Regions from separate parts of the Mus musculus genome. Here region 2 is linked to region 1. Evidence: chromatin loops called from intact Hi-C (ENCODE). Cell type or tissue: left cerebral cortex. All regions are shown on one strand. Links, peaks and the distances in the headings refer to the core of each region. The heading gives the core; the rest is flanking DNA.

The links. Peaks named below come from ENCODE experiments on the same cell type or tissue, not always from the same donor. Only the 100,000 strongest peaks of a DNase experiment are listed, where the experiment ranks them.
Region 2: it touches region 1 in a loop (20-fold over the local background); 7 of 42 quality-filtered maps call a loop at or near these places.

What each region holds. Positions count from the first base shown.
Region 1 is chr13:61,892,399-61,897,121 of GRCm38, reverse strand. It overlaps the pseudogene Gm7240. Among named protein-coding and RNA genes, the nearest start is that of Gm3325, 120 kb to the left of the region's middle. In left cerebral cortex, for the core only: no CTCF peak of the experiment used is centred there; no DNase peak of the experiment used is centred there.
Region 2 is chr13:62,737,232-62,741,954 of GRCm38, reverse strand. It overlaps Platr25. Among named protein-coding and RNA genes, the nearest start is that of Mir713, 21 kb to the left of the region's middle. In left cerebral cortex, for the core only: no CTCF peak of the experiment used is centred there; a DNase peak (open chromatin) is centred at 2,902.

The DNA.
Region 1 (4,723 bases), core at 204-4,203:
TCCTGAGTTCAAATCCCAGCAACCACGTGGTGGCTCACAACCATCCATAATGAGATCTGATGCCCTCTTCTGGTGCTTCTGAAGACAGCTACCGTGTACTTAGATATAATAATAAATAAATCTTAAAAAAAAAAAAAAAAAAAAGAGAAGCCGGGCGTGGTGGCGCACGCCTTTAATCCCAGCACTCGGGAGGCAGAGGCAGGTGGATTTCTGAGTTCGAGATCAGCCTGGTCTACAGAGTGAGTTCCAGGACAGCCAGGGCTACACAGAGAAACCCTGTCTCAAAAAACAAAAAACAAAAAATAAAAAAAATAAAAAAAAAAAGAGTTAAGTTTTTAGCACAGAACAGTAAGAGTTGTTTCTCTAGCACTTAATGAACCACAGAATAATAAGAAAGAATTTAGATTTTAGCACAGAAGAGTAATAAGGAGTTAATAAGGAGTCAAGTTTTAGGAGCTAAATAAAGCATAGAAGAGAGAGTTATAACATAAAGATACAGCATTGAATAAATCCCAGAGTTTTATAAAGTAAAAATAACACACAGCAAGATAAGGAGAAAAGAATCAAGCCAAGAGAGTGTTAGGTTTCTAGAAGACATTAGTTGATAGCATCCAGTACAAGTGAAGAAAGTTACAAGACCAGTGATCATCATCCAACACTATGACCCACCCACCTGAGCTGTAACCCCTCAAATGCCAGTTATGCCCCCAGCAGAAAAGGCTGTCCCTAAACCTGTAACCTTACTGTGGTATGTGATGCACCTAATCTGGGGAAGACTTGATGGCCAACAGTGGGAGGATACCTAGGGCCAGGAGAAGCAATGGGAAAGGTCTCTATGGCAGGAAGTGGATGGGGGAACCAGCAGAAGGGACAGCCTTTGGAATGCAAATGTACCTAACTTTAGAAAAGCTTTCACCAAAAACCTAAAGAAGCTCTGCAAGGCAAAATGTGACCTTAACCAATGTTACCTATGATTTTATGTGTGCCAAATTCATAGAATATTCTGAGCTTTTGAGCTAATATCCACTTATCAGTGAATGTATACCATGTGTTTTCTTTTGTGTTTGGGTTACCTCACTCATGATTCTATTTCTATCCATTTGCCTGTGAATATAATGAAGTCATTGTTTTTAATAGTTGAGTAGTACTCCATTGTATAAATGTACCACATTTCCTGTAGCCATTCTCCTGTTAAAGGTCATCTGGGTTCTTTGCAGCTTCTGGTCATTATAAACATGGTGGGACATGTGTCCTTGTTATATGTTGGAACACGTTTTGGGTATATGCTCAGGAGTGGTAAAGCTGCTCTTCATGTAGAAGTATTTCCAGTTTTCTCAGGAACTTCCATATTGATTTCCAAAGTGGTTGTACCAGCTTGTAGTCCCACCAGAAATGGAGGAGTGTTCCTCTTTCTCCACATCCTTGCCAGTATCTACTGTCACATGAGTTTTTGAACTTACCCTTTCTGATTGGTGTGAGGTGGAATCTCAGAGTTGTTTTGCTTTGCATTTCCCTGATGACCAAGGATGTTGAATAATTCTTTAGGTGCTTCTTGGCCATTCTACATTCCTCAGTTGAGAATTCTTCCTTTAGCTCTGTACTCCATTTTTTACCCACAGACCATATGGTGCTTTGGGGAAAGAAAACCAGAGTGTGGATGCTTCAGTCCTACGTAGAAAAGAGAACAGGATGGTTGAAATAGGTAGAAGGAGTAGAAACCTGAGAGGGAGAGATGAGGGGGAAGGAAGGGGGCACAGGATCAGGTATTGGAGAGGACAGGAGAGAATTACAGAGGATCAGGAAATCAAATAAAATGATGTACTAGTAGTGGATGAGGAACTGGGGGTAGCCACTGGAGAGTCCCAGAAGTCAGGGAAGTGAAAGGATCCCAGGACACAATGGGGATAACTTTAGCCCCAACAGGATTGACTTTAGCTGAAATGAGAAGCAAAGGAGAGATAGAACCTGTAGAGACCACCTCCAGTAGAATGACATGGCCTCCAGTCAATGGATGGAGCCACCCACCTATTTCAAAGTTTTTAACCCAGAAATGTCTCTGTCCAAAGGAAAGACAGGGACAAATATTGGAGTAGAGACTGATGCAGGGCTATCCTGGGACCACTCCAACTGGGCACCCATTCCCTCTGCAGACACCAAACTCTGACAGTGGACATTGTTGCTGTAGCCAAGAGGCAATTGCAGACAGTAACCTGGTGTGGCTATTCCTGGGAGGTTCTGTTAGTCCCTGATGAGAGCAGATGTGGATGCTCCCAGCAAAGCATCACACTGAGCTCTGGACCCTGGTGGGGGAGCTCAGAGGAAGGACTGGAAGAGCAGAGTGGGATCGCAACCCCATAGGAAGAACAATATAGGCTGAGATGACCACTCAGAGCTCCCAGGGACGTGACCACCAGCCAAGGAGTGTACCAAGGCTCCAGATATATAAGTAGCAGAAAATGGGCCTTTTCTGCCATCAATGGGAGGGGAGGGACTTTGTCCTGTGGAGGTCTGATGCTCCAGCATAGGGGGTTGATGGTGTGGTATGGCAGGAATGGGTGAGTTGGTGGGAGAGCACCTTCATAGAGGCAAAAGGGAGTAGAGAGAAGAGAGTTGGAATGTGGTAGTGGCAGAGGTGTAACCAGGAACGGTGATACCATTTGAGATGTAAACTAATGGAATGATTAATTAACAAAATTTAGTAATTAAAAGACTTCTCAACACCCACAATAATAATGCAAACTAGACCCTAGTTTGTAATTTGGTTTTTTTTGTTGTTGTTGTTTTTTTTTTTTTTTTTTTTTTTTATTTATTTTGGTTTTTCAAGACAGGGTTTCTTTGTATAGCTCTGGCTGTCCTAGAACTCACTCTGTAGACCAGGCTGGCCTCAAGCTCAGAAATCCACCTGCCTCTGCTGGGATTAAAGTTGTGCCACCACTGCCCCACCCTGATTTGGTATATTTTTTTACCCTACAGCAACTACTGATCTTTCTTTCAAGTATGACCCTATCTCCTGTCAATCAGTTTCTAAACTATTTGTAAAATTTATCACACAAAACTATCTTTGGAATGCAATGTTAAGAATTTCTTTTTTTTTTAATTAGGTATTTTCCTCATTTACATTTTCAATACTATCCCAAAGGTCCCCCATACCCACCCCCCCAATCCCCTACCCACCCACTCCCCCTTTTTGGACCTGGCGTTCCCCTGTACTGGGGCATATAAAGTTTGCAAGTCCAATGGGCCTCTCTTTGCAGTGGTGGCCGACTAGGCCATCTTTTGATACATATGCAGCTAAAGACAAGAGCTCCCGGGTACTGGTTAGTTCATATTGTTGTTCCACCTATAGGGTTGCAGTTCCCTATAGCTCCTTGGGTAATTTCTCTAGCTCCTCCATTAGGGGTCGTGTGACCCATCCAATAGCTGACTGTGATCATCCACTTCTGTGTTTGCTAGGCCCCGGCATGTTAAGAATTTCTAGAAACTACAAATACATTTTCTAAAATTGTCTTTCCCCTACAACTAAAAAGCAGTGTCTTGGTGTGTGCACTGGATAGTCATTTTGTAAGAACCACAGCTTTCCACTGCCAGGACTGCAGAACTTCTCCGCCCCCCCCCCCCCCCCCCCGCCCAGGAAATTCAAACTCAGGAAGGCTCACAGGCCAAGGGCCTCTGTCCAGGTTACTACATACATGTATGAACAGAAACAGTCTGCTCACAATCTATCCAGTCCCAACAGATCAGATTCTGATAGTTTAGCCAACCTACTCTTCCTAGTCCTGAAAGTGACCTTCCTGGACAGGAGCTGCGACACTCAGCTTATGGTCTACCTCACAGCTCCCTAGTGCTACTTCAGAGTTGAATCCCAGAAGGAAGACACAAGGTTCTTCCTAATGTTGCTTCTAGTGGCTATGTCTACCCAGAGTTCATCACAATCTAGTGTCATCCTGCTGGGCCTCAAAACTGTGGCCTCACTCCTACTGGACCAGAAGAGATCAAATGACTCAGACAGCACAGGCCTGCCCAGCTCTCTGCTTCCACAATAGGGGCACACAGGGCCATAGTATGGGAAATTTGTAGTTATCAAGCATGGTGGCGCATGCCTTTAATCCCAGCACTTGGGAGGCAGAGGCAGGTGGATTTCTGAGTTCGAGGACAGCCTGGTCTACAGAGTGAGTTCCAGGACAGCCAAGGCTATACAGAGAAACCCTGTCTGGAAAAAACAAAAACAAAAAACAAAAAACAAAAACAAAAGAAAAGAAAAACAAAAAAGAAATTCTTGCAGTCTCCCAGAGCACATTTTCTTATTCAATCAAGGGACAGAGTACCTTGTGTGTACAACTACTTCCAATTTTCTGAGGATGGCCAGATTGACTGTCAGAGTGGTTATTCAGTTTTACAATCCCACCAGGAGTGGAGGGGTCCCTTTCTCCACACCCTTGGGAGCAGGTGCTCTTACTTGAGTTTTTGATCTTAACCACTTTGATTGTTTAGGAGGAATCTCAGCATTGTTTTGATTTCCATTTTCCTGATGAGTAAGGAGTTTCAACATTTCTTTAAGTGTTTCTCAGACATTCCAGATTCTTCTGTTGAGAATTTTGTCTCCAATTATATGATTAATTTTGGAGAATTTTCTGTGAGGTGCTGAGAAGCAGACATATTCTTTTGTCTTAATGTGAAATGTTCTTTAGATATCTGCTTTTGAAAGAATTCTAAAAGAGCTAGA
Region 2 (4,723 bases), core at 495-4,494, 840 kb before region 1:
CCGGCTTAACTAGCCAAAAGCTGTAAGCCTTACTTTTTAGATTTTTTTTTAATTTTTTTTTTTTTTTTCCAGCAAGAGCTGAGCAGTCTGGACATCTCTGGAAAACCTAAAAAGCTCTTGAATTTTTTTTTTTTTTCAGTGAGAATTTCTGACATTGGTTGGTAAATCCATGGAGAGATAACACAGCTTTTACAAATTTTCTAGCTCTTTTAGAATTTTTTTCAAAAAACAGGTACCTAAAGAACATTTCACATCCAGATGAAAGAATATGCCTGCTTCTCAGCACCTCACAGAAAATTCTCCAAAATTAATTGGAGACAAAATTCTCAACAGAAGAATCTGGAATGTCTGAGAAACACTTAAAGAAATGTTGAAACTCCTTACTCATCAGGAAAATGCAAATCAAAACAACGCTGAGATTCCTCCTAAAAAATCAAAGTGGCTAAGGTCAAAAACTCAAGTAAGAGCACCTGCTCCCAAGGGTGTGGAGAAAGGGACCCCTCCACTCCTGGTGGGATTATAAAACTTTATAACCACTCTGAAAGTCAATCCAGCCATCTTCAGAAAATTGGAAGTCGTTGTACACACAAGGTACTCTGTCCCTTGATTGAATAAGAAAATGTGCTCTGGGAGACTGCAAGAATTTCTTTTTTGTTTTTCTTTTTTTTTTTTTTTTTCCAGACAGGGTTTCTCTGTATAGCCTTGGCTGTCCTGGAACTCACTCTGTAGACCAGGCTGTACTCGAACTCAGAAATCCACCTGCCTCTGCCTCCCAAGTGCTGGGATTAAAGGCGTGCGCCACCATGCTTGATAACTACAAATTTCCAGAACTAAGGCCTTGTGTGGCCCTATTGTGGAAGCAGAGAGCTGGGCAGGCCTGTGCTGTCTGAGTCATTTGATCTCTTCTGGTCCAGTAGGAGTGCGGCCACAGTTTTGAGGCCCAGCAGGATGACACTAGATTGTGATGAACTCTGGGTAGACGTAGTCACTAGAAGCAACAGTAGGAAGTACCTTGTGTCTTACTTCTGGAATTCAACTCTGATGTAGCACTAGGAAGCTGTGAGGTAGACCATAAGCTGAGTGTCTCAGCTCCTGTCCAGGAAGGTCACTTTCAGGACTAGAAAGAGTAGGTTGGCTAAACTATCAGAATCTGATCTGTTGGGACTGGGATGGATTGTGAGCAGACTATGGTTCTGTTCATACATGTATGTGGTGACCTTGACCAAGGACCTTGGCCTGTGAACCTTCCTGAGTTTGAATTTCCTGGGGGATGGGGGTTGCGGGGTGTGGAGAAAGTTTCTGCAGTCCTGGCAGTGGAAAGCTGTGGTTCTTACAAAATGACTATCCAGTGCATACACCAAGACACTGCTTTTTAGATGTAGGGGAAAGACAATTTTAGAAAATGTATTTGTAGTTTCTAGAAATTCTTAACATTGCATTCCAAAGATAGTTTTGTTTGATATAGTTTACAAATAGTTTAGAAACTGATTGACAGGAGGAGATAGGGTCATACTTGAAAGAAAGATCAGTAGTTGTTGTAGGGTAAAAAATAAACCAAATCAGGGTGGGGCAGTGGTGGCACACCTTTAATCCCAGCACTTTCGAGGCAGAGGCAGGTGGATTTCTGAGCTTGAGGCCAGCCTGGTCTACAGAGTGAGTTCTAGGACAGCCAGAGCTATACAAAGAAACCCTGTCTTGAAAAACCAAAATAAATAAATAAATAATAAAATAAAAAAACCAAAAAAAAAAAAAAAAAGAAATATACCAAATTACAAACTAGGGTCTAGTTTGCATTATTATTGTGGGTGTTGAGAAGTCTTTTAATTACTAAATTTTGTTAATTAATCATTCCATTAGTTTACATCTCAAATGGTATCACCGTTCCTGGTTACACCTCTGCCACTACCACATTCCAACTCTCTTCTCTCTACCCCCTTTTGCCTCTATGAAGGTGCTCTCCCACCAACTCACCCATTCCTGCCATACCACACCATCAGCCCCCTATGCTGGAGCATCAAACCTCCACAGGACAAAGTCCCTCCCCTCCCATTGATGGCAGACAAGGCCCATCTTCTGCTACATATGTATCTGGAGCCATGGTACACTCCTTGGCTGGTGGTCAAGTCCCTGGGAGCTCTGAGTGGTCATCTCAGCCTACATTGTTCTTCCTATGGGGTTGCAATCCCACTCTGCTCTTCCAGACCTTCCCCTGAGCTCCCAACCAGGGTCCAGAGCTCAGTGTGATGTTTTGCTGGGAGCATCCACATCTGCTCTCATCAGGGACTAGCAGAACCTCCCAGGAAGAGCCACACCAGGTTACTGTCTGCAATCGCCTCTTGGCTACAGCAACAATGTCCACTGTCAGAGTTTGGTGTCTGCAGAGGGAATGGGTGCCCAGTTGGAGTGGTCCCAGGATAGCCCTGCATCAGTCTCTACTCCAATATTTGTCCCTGTCTTTCCTTTGGACAGAGACATTTCTGGGTTAAAAACTTTGAAATAGGTGGGTGGATCCATCCATTGACTGGAGGCCATGTCATTCTACTGGAGGTGGTCTCTAGAGGTTCTATCTCCCCTTTGCTTCTCATTTCAGCTAAAGTCAATCCTGTTGGGGCTAAAGTTATCCCCATTGTGTCCTGGGATCCTTTCACTTCCCTGGCTTCTGGGACTCTCCAGTGGCTACCCCCAGTTCCTCATCCACTACTGGTACATAATTTTATTTGATTTCCTGATCCTCTGTAATTCTCTCCTGTCCTCTCCAATACCTGATCATGTCCCCCTTCCTTCCCCCCCATCTCTCCCTCTCAGGTTTCTACTCCTTCTACCTATTTCAACCATCCTGTTCTCTTTTCTATGCAGGACTGAATCATCCACACTCTGGTTTTCTTTCCCCAAAGCACCATATGGTCTGTGGGTAAAAAATGAGTACAGAGCTAAAGGAAGAATTCTCAACTGAGGAATGTAGAATGGCCAAGAAGCACGTAAAGAATTATTCTGCATCCTTGGTCATCAGGGAAATACAAAGCAAAACAACTCTGAGATTCTACCTCACACCAATCAGAATGGGTAAGTTCAAAAACTCAGGTGACAGTAGATACTGGCAAGGATGTGGAGAAAGAGGAACACTCCTCCATTTCTGGTGGGACTACAAGCTGGTACAACCACTTTGGAAATCAATATGGAAGTTCCTGAGAAAACTGGAAATACTTCTGCATGAAGAGCAGCTATACCACTCCTGAGCATATACCCAAAACGTGTTCCAACATATAACAAGGACACATGTCCCACCATGTTTATAATGACCAGAAGCTGCAAAGAACCCAGATGACCCTTAACATGAGAATGGCTACAGAAAATGTGGTACATTTATACAATGGAGTACTACTCAACTATTAAAAACAATGACTTCATTAAATTCACGGGCAAATGGATAGAAATAGAATCATGAGTGAGGTAACCCAAACACAAAAGAACACACATGGTATACACTCACTGATAAGTGGATATTAGCTCAAAAGCTCAGAATATTCTATGAATTTTGCACACATAAAGCCATAGGTAACATTGGTTAAGGTCACATTTTGCCTTGCAGAGGTTCTTTAGGTTTTTGGTGAAAGCTTTTCTAAAGTTAGGTTCATTTGCATTCCAAAGGCTGTCCCTTCTGCTGGTTCCCCACTACCCACTTCCTGCCATAGAGACCTTTCCCATTGCTTCTCCTTGCCCTAGGTATCCTCCCACTGTTGGCCATCAAGTCTTTCCCAGATTAGGTGCATCACATACCACAGTAAGGTTACAGGTTTAGGGACAGCCTCTTCTGCTGGGGGCATAACTGGCATTTGAGGGGTTACAGCTCAGGTGGGTGGGTCACAGTGTTGGATGATGATCACTGGTCTTGTAACTTTCTTCACTTGTACTGGATGCTATCAACTAATGTCTTTTAGAAACCTAACACTCTCTTGGCTTGATTCTTTTCTCCTTATCTTGCTGTGTGTTATTTTTACTTTATAAAACTCTGGGCTTTATTCAATGCTGTATCTTTATGTTATAACTCTCTCTTCTATGCTTTATTTAGCTCCTAAAACTTGACTCCTTATTAACTCCTTATTACTGTTCTGTGCTAAAATCTAAATTCTTTCTTATTATTCTGTGGTTCATTAAGTGCTGGAGAAACAACTCTTACTGTTCTGTGCTAAAAACTTAACTCTTTTTTTTTTTTTAAAGATTTATTTATTATTATATCTAAGTACACTGTAGCTGTCTTCAGATGCACCAGAAGAGGGCATCAGATCTCATTATGGATGGTTGTGAGCCACCACGTGGTTACTGGGATTTGAACTCAGGACCTTCGGAAGAGCAGTCGATGCTCCTAACCACTGAGCCATCTTTCCAGCCAAAACTTAACTCTTTATTACTTTTGCATAAATAAGTGCTAATATCTGGGGATGAAAAAATGCTGTTTAGTTTGTGGGTATTAAGTGAAAGGATTTATTGCTAGATGCTTCTTGCTGGCCTGGGAGTTTGTTACCTCTTTGAACCAGAGAGAGAGGAAAGGAGTCACTCACACAGGCACATATACACTACACAGATACACTGTGGGACAATGGCCTATGCACAGACAGGCTGGTTGAGAGGTGGAGCCCCGGTGCAAATGGTGGTGATCATTTTCATCTACATGGGAAGGAAGGCTTCCCTCATGCTCCTGGACCCCTGGTTCCTGACAAAGTTA